Linked DNA regions of Mus musculus: region 1 is linked to region 2. A link is a contact called in ENCODE Hi-C or POLR2A ChIA-PET data. All regions are on one chromosome and are shown on one strand. Each heading gives the region's core, a stretch centred on a gene start or an enhancer-like site at or near the end of the contact. The rest is flanking DNA. Distances are from core to core; before and after follow the strand shown. Region 1 holds the start of Xpo1 (exportin 1). Region 2 has its middle 45 kb from the start of Xpo1.

What was found. A loop is a pair of places that touch in the nucleus more often than their neighbours do. ChIA-PET counts read pairs that join two places held with the same protein, here RNA polymerase II (POLR2A).
Region 1: a loop to region 2 is called in a map of heart, with 9 times the contacts of the local background. The contact joins the promoter of Xpo1 here to the enhancer-like site in region 2. A Hi-C loop is called at or near these places in 8 of 37 maps with a recorded cell type or tissue (adrenal gland, gastrocnemius, heart and 1 more). POLR2A ChIA-PET finds 5 or more read pairs at or near these places in 3 of 5 experiments (Patski and embryonic stem cell).

The regions. Positions count from the first base shown.
Region 1 is chr11:23,254,617-23,259,167 of GRCm38, reverse strand. Xpo1 (exportin 1) reads right to left here and starts at 3,127. Exons shown (of 26, transcript NM_001035226.1): 1 at 3,008-3,127; 2 at 2,451-2,524.
Region 2 is chr11:23,208,748-23,213,920 of GRCm38, reverse strand. No RefSeq gene overlaps it. Among named protein-coding and RNA genes, the nearest start is that of Xpo1, 45 kb to the left of the region's middle. Within about 2 kb of position 2,565, at least 2 of the 3 ENCODE cell types and tissues checked have a DNase peak (open chromatin) inside an H3K27ac peak, as active enhancers do; they include gastrocnemius and heart, where a contact is called at or near this core.

The DNA of each region.
Region 1 (4,551 bases), core at 1,878-4,377, 45 kb before region 2:
TGTTGTTTTTTGGTTTTTCAAGACAGGGTTTCTCTGTATAGACCTGGCTGTTCTGGAACTCAGGTTAAAGGCATGCACCACCACCGCCCGGCATACTACTGTTAAAAGACAAAGGCAACAGAGTAAGACCTATCTGTGCTCCCCACTCAAACTCCTCACGAGTCCAAAAATTCTTTCATAGGTAGATATGCTCACATTTACACTCATGTAAAGATAAAGAAACTGGGCTGGAGCCCGGCAGTGGTGGCCCAGGCCTTTAATTCCAGCACTTGGAAGGCAGAGGCAGGTGCATTTCTGAGTCTACAGATTTGAGTTCCAGGCCAGCCAGGGCTATACAGAGAAACCCTGTCTCGGAAAAAGAAGAAAGAAAAGAAAAGAAAAGAAAAGAAAAAGAAAAAGAAAAAGAAAAAGAAAAAGAAAAAGAAAAAGAAAAGAAACAAACAAACTGGGCTGGAGAGATAGCTCAGTGGCTGTGCTTCCAAAGGACCCTGGTTCAATTCCCAGCACCCACATTGATCTGTAACTCTGGTTTCTGGTTTTCTGACACCTCCACAAAGACATACATGCAGGCAAAACACCAACAAAACATAAACTAAAAGTAAAAATAAATTATATATTAAAAATTAAAGAAAGCACCTGGGAGGTGAAAGGACAATTAACACCAAGGCCAGTGTTAAGAGATAAGACATATGCAATCCCAGAAGAGATGGAAGCACAGACTGGAATACACAGTGAGACTCTGTCTGTCTTAAGAAGGGAAAAACAGAACACTAATATACAAGAAAAATAAATCCCACTAACAAATAACTATTCTTTCCAATAACTTCAAGTGTCATAACTTTTACAGATTAAAACAGATTTTTCGAGTTTATGGTTAAAAATTGCAACCAACTTGTCTCAGACACTATCTCAATTTATAGTTCTTTAAAAAAAAAAGTAATGATTAAATGTTTAGTCAAATGACCCTACACTTAAGTCCTAAGTTTCATTTTCAAGTTGGTCTTCTCTAAGAATTCAGATACTAGACTCATGTGGGGGAAGGGGTGCAATCTAAGAATACTTAAATACAGTTGTTGGCCTTTCTCGGAACTAGCGGTTATCTTCCAACTTCAACTATAGGTAATCCAGAAATGGCGGCTCTGTGGTCAATGCCAAGCACATTTAGCAGCCCCAACCAAACAGCTTCCAAATAGTCATTCCACCGTCAGCCGTGACACCCACATTCAAGATACAGAATCATGCAGTAAGTAGTGCAGCTATGGAGGGATTGTTCACTTTCTGATTGGTTCACCTGTCTCGTTGGTGTCCCCCAATCCCAAATTCCACTCACTGGATTGTGAACTGTAGGAACCCATCAAACAATGCTGTGACTCTACAAGTGATTGTCCATATACCTTCAATGGCACTGCAAGCAGCAAAACACTACCCACCAGTAGCCATCTAAAAAGGTAAGTTCACAATGAGTCAAAAAACAAGATGCTACAAAAGACTGCTACTCCGTGTGTGGGCAATCGCCTGCTTCATTCAGTAAGAAACACACGCCTCACTAGGAAGGGACCGCCCTCCCCTGGCTTCCCACCCGAACGACTCTCAGCACTTCTAACTATAGCTCACAGGAGCACGCACTCACCCCGCCCATACTCGGAGGAGGCATTTAGACCCGGCGCCTAAGTTCACCGCCCTATTCTCTATGCAGCATGTCCTCTGAGTGATCCGAGGTCCCGCCTCGGCGAGTATTCAGTGCATCCTCTACCACCACTTCCTCTCCTACACCGCAAACTCAAGAAACCAGAAGGAGGAGCAGGGAGGGCATCATTCACTGTCCACGGCCAGCAGTACACGGTTTCACCAAGACATATATGCCCCGGGCGAAAACAACCTACAACACGGAACCCCAACTGCAGGCCCCCGAAAAAAAGAAATTAACTCCTCTTTCCTACTTCTTGTTATACACACACTCACAAAACCAACAACAACAAAAATCACCCACAAGGCTTTCGAGTTTCTTCACATAAGAAGGGACTCGGTAGCCCCTCCCTCCCCCATCCCAAGCTCTCCACCGAGGGGGCCACGTGATGCAGGCGGACGTTTCAATGCTGCTGCACTAAATATTTCTGGAAACTTCCACTCCTAATAATTTACAGAGACGTTCCCGAAATCACCCCCGACTCTCCCCAGCCCTTTGGACTGGGGAAGCCCTTCCACCCACGCGCAGGGGCTCAGCCTCACTACCACGCTCCTCGCCTTCCTCCACCGCCACCCGCACACGAAGATGACCCAGCAAGCGCTCCCCTCCCGCGGCCGCCTCCCCACCTCCATCACCGAGCGACAGAAGCGCTTCCATTCAATCTCAGGCTCCGCCGAGGGCCCCGCGCCCGCCGCCCGCCTCGCCTCATGCCCGCCGCGCCGCCGCCGCCCGACCCTCGGCCCCGAGCACACGACCGACTTACCCAGAAATTCAACCAACTGCTTCTTCCTTCCTTGTCCGGGCTTGGGGCGAGGGAAGGTGGGGAGGAGGGAGAGGGGAGGAAATCAAGGTGGGTTTCACAGTTTTCCCACCTTAAACAAAAAAGAAATTAAAAAGCAGAGAAGGGCAAAAAAAAAAAAAAAAGCTCAGTATTTACTATTCTAGGGACAACTCCACCCAACACACACTCACGCACACACACGCGCGCACGCACACACACGCGCCCCACCAAAAAGGGGAATTAATCCGAGAAATAAATGCTCCCGCCCGGCTGGGGAGGGAAGGAAGGGGGAGGGGAGCGGGCCAGTCCGTGAGACAGAGCCCAGGACCCTCCAGCCACAGGCGGCGGCGGGAGCAGCAGCGCGAGTCCGTACGGCCGGGGCCGCTCTGCCGCCAGTTGCAGTCCGGCTCCCCCTACCACACAGGGCTCCCTCGCTCACGCCGCTCCGGCGCCGGGCCCCCCCACCCGAGCTAGCCTAAACTTTCCCCCCTTCGCGTGCTCCTCAGCGACTGGTGCCTCCCCCCTCCCCCTCGGGATGGTTGCACGACTGCTGCAGCAAAGGCTGGAACAGGCACGGCCGCCGGGGCTGTAGCTACTGTTGCTCTTGCTGATGCTGAAGCTCCCGCTGCTCCTGCCGCGGCCGCTGCAGCCGCTTCTCCCCCTCCTCCTAGTGCCTCAAACTCGGAACCGGTTGAAACCGGTTCAGACTGGGAGATTCCATCTCGGTTGAGTTTTCAGCCCATGGCGCCGCGGAGCGTTTGGAACCTGGGCCTCCGCCCCCAGGCCGCGCGCCCATTGGTCGGCCCCGGCCACAGCCGCGCCATCAGCCTACCTCTTATTGGTCGGAGCGCCCGTCAATCCCACCTCAAGGCTCCACACGAGCCTGCCGCTTAGGCCCCCGCCTCTTTCCAGCAGTGATTTGCCCGCAGAGTGGGGGAGGGGAGGCGGGGCGGGACGCAAAGGAGTGAGGGGGGGGTGGAGGAAGAGAAGGTGGGACGTCGAACAGAGCCCAGCAAAGAGGAGAGCGGAGAAGCCTCACAGAGGATTGGCTTGAGTGAGCTGTCAGTCAAGTGCAGCCCGCCTTCTACATCCCTTTCCCCTCGAGTGGCTCCCCCTCTCGGTCCCTCGCTTGTAAGCCCGGCCTTTCCGGCTCGCCCATTGGCTGGGCGCCTTTGGTGACGGAGAGGGTGGGGTTCGCCCGTGAGCAGAAGGCAGCGCGGGTTTGAGCGCCGCGCGCGTTGCTCGTCTTTCTGCTTTCCCCCCCTCCCCGTTCCCTGGCGGCCCGCCCCCTCGAGCTCCCGCCAACCTCAGGGGCCTCGTCCTGGGGCCCCAGCATCCGCCCTTAGGATGGGGTCTGTGCTCGGAAAAGGGAGGGCACACCCTGTTTCTACATGGAAATAGACGGCCGCGAAGGACCGAAAAGAACACATAGGTGCCGGATGGTAGGCCCTGGGCCTTGGATCCGTTGTAGAGGCCTGGGTTTGGGCACCGCATGGGAACGTGAATAGCACGGGCCGAGGTTGGCATAAACGGGCGTGCAGTTTGGGCGCCTGGAAACGGTTGTCTAGTTAGTTATTGGACGAGCCTCCTTAAAAATTTAACTCTCTACCGGGCAGAGGTGGCGCATGCCCTTAATCCCAGCACTTGGAAGGCAGAGACAGGGATTTCTGAGTTCGAGGCCAGCCTGGTCTACAGAGTGAGCTCGAGGACAGCCAGGGCTACACAGAGAAACCCTGTCTCGAAAAAAAACAACAACAAAAAATTAACTCTCCCCAGACTGCTTCAACAAGAAGTTATTTCTAAAAATTAGTCCTAACACATTGAAAATCCTGTTGCTAACTTAACAATGCGTATAGACAGATTTTGTGCCAACTTCTTTTAACTTGGTGCGTGCCCTTATTATGCCACGCCCCTAGGTTAACCCATGGCTCCCAAGTGCCAGGTCAGTTTTGCTGATTAGGGTTGCTTAAAACAACCAGCAGTTGGGTGGTGGTGACAGAGGCAGAGGCAGGCAGATCTCTTGAATTCAAACAAGCCTGGACTACAGAGCAAGCTCCAGGACAGCCAGAACTACAAAGAGAAC
Region 2 (5,173 bases), core at 1,316-3,815:
CCCATGGAACTGGAGATGTGACCCAATTGATGTGGGTGATGGGATCCTAACTCAGGTCCTCTGCAGGAGTAGTGTGTGCTCTTTACTGCTGAGCATGTCTCTAGCATGCATTCTGTATGGTAAGTGATCCCCAGGAGACTCATGGGCACTTGAAACTTTGAGAAGTGCTGGTTACTCAATGACCATAGACACTGTTGTGTGAACACTGGTAGGGCCTGAGGTGAAAAGGCTAGTTTGCTTTGATAGTGTACATAGAGCAAAACGATGGTGGGATGGGTAAAGACTCGGAAAGGGCTCCCCTAGGTCAAATGGAGCTCAGTGCAAATGAATTCCCTCCATCCATCAGGAGGATCCTGCTCTAATGGCTCCAGGAAAACAAACTAGAATAAACAAAGAATTCAGCCCGAAATATAACTAAGTGTGACCCAATTTATTTTAATTAATTTCTTTATTTCCAGAGTGATCTATACAGTTGATCCAATTTGCTACTTTCTCCTGAGCATATGACGTATCGACAGTCATGCATTAACTAAAGGAGATTAAATAATAGCTTCTGAGTGCTTGGGACCAGAACTGTCGGTTCACACCTCCCCTTTGCAATGAGAACGTCATGATAAAATCAGGTGAGAGATCATATATGGTCATTGGCAGAACAGCAGCCCCAGATGAGGTGCCCACGTTAGAGAAATCCCGACTCTGACTTAGGCAAGGTAAAACACACTAGCGCTTTTCAGATGGAGATAAACAACAATCCAAACAACACAGAGTACTCTTTTGTTTTCCTGTGTACGTGTGTGGTGCAAACACTCATGTGCATTTGTATCTCCCTCAGTGTGTGCACATGGATGTGTAAGCCTGTGGAGGCCCAGGGTAGGTGTCAGGGGTGTCTTCAGTAGCTGTCCACCTCATTCATTGAGTCAGGGTCTCTCAAGTGAACCCAGAGCTCACTAACCAGCTTTGTGGGGGGTGTTCCCTATTTCTGCCTTCAGTGCTGGAATTACTGGTGTTTGTATGTGTTCTGAGATCCAAACTAATCCTCCTGTGTTCATGAATAGCACTTTAATGGAGTTGTCTCTCCAGTCCTGTATTGTAATTGCTTTGGTTTTGGGATGGAATCTCATTATGGAGCCTTCCCCGGCTTTGTAGATCAGGCTGGCCGGGGACTTACTGCTTAAGCCTCCCAAATGCCAGGCATGTATACTGAACCGAGCAACAGCAAATTTTTAGCTGGTGACCAGCCCTGGCACTTGGGGGAAACAGGTAGATGAGAAGTTCAAGGTCATCCTTAACTGTATAGAAAGAAGGTTTGAGACTAGACAGGATCTTGCTCTGCAGCTCTGGCCAGCCTGAATGCTGCAGAAACCTTCAGCCTTCTGCCTGCCAAGTACTGGGAGTGCAGAGTGCAGGTTTTTTGTTTTTGTTTTTAATTTATTTATTTATCTATTTTATATGTATGAGTATCCTGTAGCTATCTTCAGACACACCAGAAGAGGGCTTCAGATCCCAATACAGATGGTTGTGAGCCACCATGTATGTGGATGCTGGGAATTGAATTCAAGACATCTGGAAGAGCAGTCTGTGCTCTTAACCACTGAGCCATCTCTCCAGCCCCAGAGTGCAGGTCTAAGAGCAGCTTTCTCTATGAAAAGATTTTATGACATCACTGTTAAATTTGATCCCTATAGAAATTGTCAAGCTGGGCTGGTGAGATGGCTCAGTGGTTAAGAGCACTGACTGCTCTTCTGAAGGTCCTGAGTTCAAATCCCAGCAACCACATGGTGGCTCACAACCATCTGTAATGAAATCCGCCGCCCTCTTCTGGTGTATCTGAAGACAGCTACAGTGTACTTAGATATAATAATAAATAAATCTTAAAAAAAAAAAAAAGAGGGCTGGTGAGATGGCTCAGTGGGTAAGAGCACCCGACTGCTCTTCCGAAGGTCCAGAGTTCAAATCCCAGCAACCACATGGTGGCTCACAACCATCCGCAACAGGATCTGACTCCCTCTTCTGGAGTGTCTGAGGACAGCTACAGTGTACTTACATATATTAACAAAATAAATCTTTAAAAAAAAAAAAAAGAAAGAAAGAAAGAAATGGTCAAGCAAACACGGGAGTGTGGTGGCACACTGTCTGGAATCTCAGTGCTTGGGAAGAAGTCAAGAAATCAGGAAACTCAGGGTCGTCCTCGGGTACAGCAGGTTTCAGCCCAGCCCGGGCTATGTGAGATTCTAAGTAAAAGAAAAGAAAAGAAAAGAAAAGAAAAGAAAAGAGAAAAAAAAAAAACTAAATAAAAACAAAGAAAGAGACTAATTGAGATGGTGTTGTCGTCAGCGACCCCATCTCGCGGCAGTGAAGTTAGAAAGTGGGGCCTGAAGAAGCGCCTGGTCCTGGAGACGCTTCTCTTCCCTCAGCCACATTTAGAATTCACAGAAAATATTTAAAAGCCTCTGCGAGGTAACTTCTAATCCCCCATGCAGTTTTGAGCCAATCCCACCCTTGAGGCAGCCACGCCTCCCGGGAGCAGAGGTGGAGGGGCGCTATTGTTCTGGGTTTCCTTTCTTTGTCCACTCCCGCCCCTGCCTCCGCTGCCTGGCCACCTCAGCCTTCCCCCTCTGCTCGGGGCCTGGGTTTTCCCTGCTCAGCCCGTTAGTTCACAACTCACAGTGTTGCACCCGTTTTTAAACTTCCTTTTCTCCAAAAAGAGCATTTCTGTAGTTCCCAAGGACTGTTCCGTCTAAGAATAAACACTGGCATTCAAGCGGAGCGAAGGGATCTACTTATTGGGGCTTGTTTGTTTTGAGACAGAGTCTTACCCTGTAGCTGAGACTGGCCTGGAACTGGAGAGCCTTCTGCCTTCACCTGCAGAAGTACTGGGTTTACAGGTGTGTACCACCAAGCCAACTACAACACACTTCTGTCTGAGTCGTTGGCACACTCTGTAGAATAAAGCAACTAGTCATAGTAATTGGTTACTTAAAAATTTAAAATCAAACCCAGCATATCAGATGTACATATGAAATTTGGACACTGCCTCCAGCCCTCATCCCCTCACCCCCTACCCCCACCCCACCCCCCACCACACCCCGTGGCAGCTTCCTGAAGGCAAGGAACACTGGTGTCATGTGACACTGCCCACTCTGCTCCATTCTAAGGATTTTGATCAGTGCATAATTGTAGCCCAACAGCTCACAGTCCCTCCCCCACACCACAGTAGACTCAAAGTCAATACACACAATTAAGAGGTAAAATTGTATTATTACTTATATAAGGAGAGCATCAGGACTGATCCCAAAGAAGTGTCTCGGGAGGGAGCTTTCACTGGGAAGCGAATCAAATCCATACAGAAAAGTCTCTTCATGTAGAAGTAGACAGTTTTCTGAGCATGTAGTAAGACAACATGGTTTTTCACTTAACATACTGATTGTTTGTTTGTTTTGTTTGTTTGTTTGTTTTGTTTTTTTTTTAATTTAAAGGGGGGGGGATAGACTGGGTGGTGACAGATACCTTTAACCCAGTATATGGGAGTCTGACACAGGTGGATCTCTATGACATGTCTAAGGTCAGTCTGGTCTACATAGCAAGTTGCAGGCCAGCCAGAGTTACTTGGTGAGATCCTGTCTCAGAGGACTAGAATTTTGTTCCCTGTGTTCACATCAGGCGACTCATGGTTTCTGGCCTCCATGAGCACACATATGTGTGTATACATACACACATATGTGTATACATACACACTTACACATAGGCCAAGTGTTACATTTATAAACAGTCCTGATCAGTAAGTTACATTATATTGAAACAAAGTGCTACAACATAAACTTCGAAATGAAGGTTAAAGAAAAAAAAAAAAAAAGAATTAAGTTGGGAATTGAGGGTAGAGTGTTGACTCAGCAGTTAGGAGTGCTTGTTTCACAACCAGGAGGACTGGAGTTCTGATTCCAACAGCCACATAAAAAGCTGTGTGTTCAGTACGTACCCAGGTGTGAGTGGAGCTGGTACTGGAAGATCTCTGAGGGTGGCTGGCTTCCAGCCTAGCCCAGAGAATACGAGCTATAGGTTCAGGCAGAAACTCTGCCAAGAGGCAGGAGAGATGGCCGTGTGGTTAAGAGCACTGGGCCGTTTTCCCAAAGGACTTAGGTTTGAATCGCAACACCTACAAGGTGGTTCACAAACATCTGTAACTCTAGGTCTCGGGATTCTGATGCCTCCCTCTGGCTTTTGCAGTAATCAGGCACAGACACAGTAAACAGATACACATAAAGAAAAAATATTCCATAATAATTAAAAAAGGAATAAGCTGAGAATGATAGACAAGATACCTGATGCCTTCAGGTGTCTGTACCTGTATACACATGTGCACATACACTTACACAAACTCATACGCACATAGATAAATAAATAAATCATCTAAAAAAATAAAAGAAGGGCCGGGCAGTGGTCTCGCACACCTTTAATCCCAGGCAGAGGCAGGAGGATTTCTGAGTTTGAGGCCAACCTGGTCTACAGAGTGAGTTCCAGGACAGCCAGGGCTACACAGAGAAACCCTGTCTCGAAAAAAACAAAATAAATAAATAAATAAATAAATAAAGGTTTGAAGTGGAAATTTCTGGTTTCTTTGGAAATTCAATTGTGTCATATGATGTTTCCTGGGGCAGACAGGTGAAAGGAAGTTTAGAATATTGCAGCAGGCACATGTAAGACATGTTTTGCTGAAGTGGACATGGGATGTGACCCCACAGACGGTGGGAGGGGCTCTGACATTGGCTCACCTTGCTAGTTGTCACTGATGATGCTGTTGTATTGGTTCACCTGGCATCACTCTGCTGGTCTTCCCTTGGCATGACTTCATAGAGAGTAACTCACCAAAGAACTTCTGATGTTCTGGTGACTTCTTGTTCTTCTGCCACACAGGCCGCTTTACTGAGCCTCACGGTTTCTTCTGGCTGGAACTGCAGTTCATGCGTGGTGATTGCCGAGTGGATTGGAGTGCATCTGCTGATGATTTGTGTCTGTGCTTTGCTAAAGGACTTCAGACAACAAAGATTGGAATCACCCCCAAAGAACTGTTTCTATAAGAGGTCCACAACTCTGTTTCCTATCTTTCCCCATGACCTTTGCTGGGTGGTGGGCTAAAAGGGAGGTTGAAGCGTTTAAGAACCCTTATTAAAGTAGG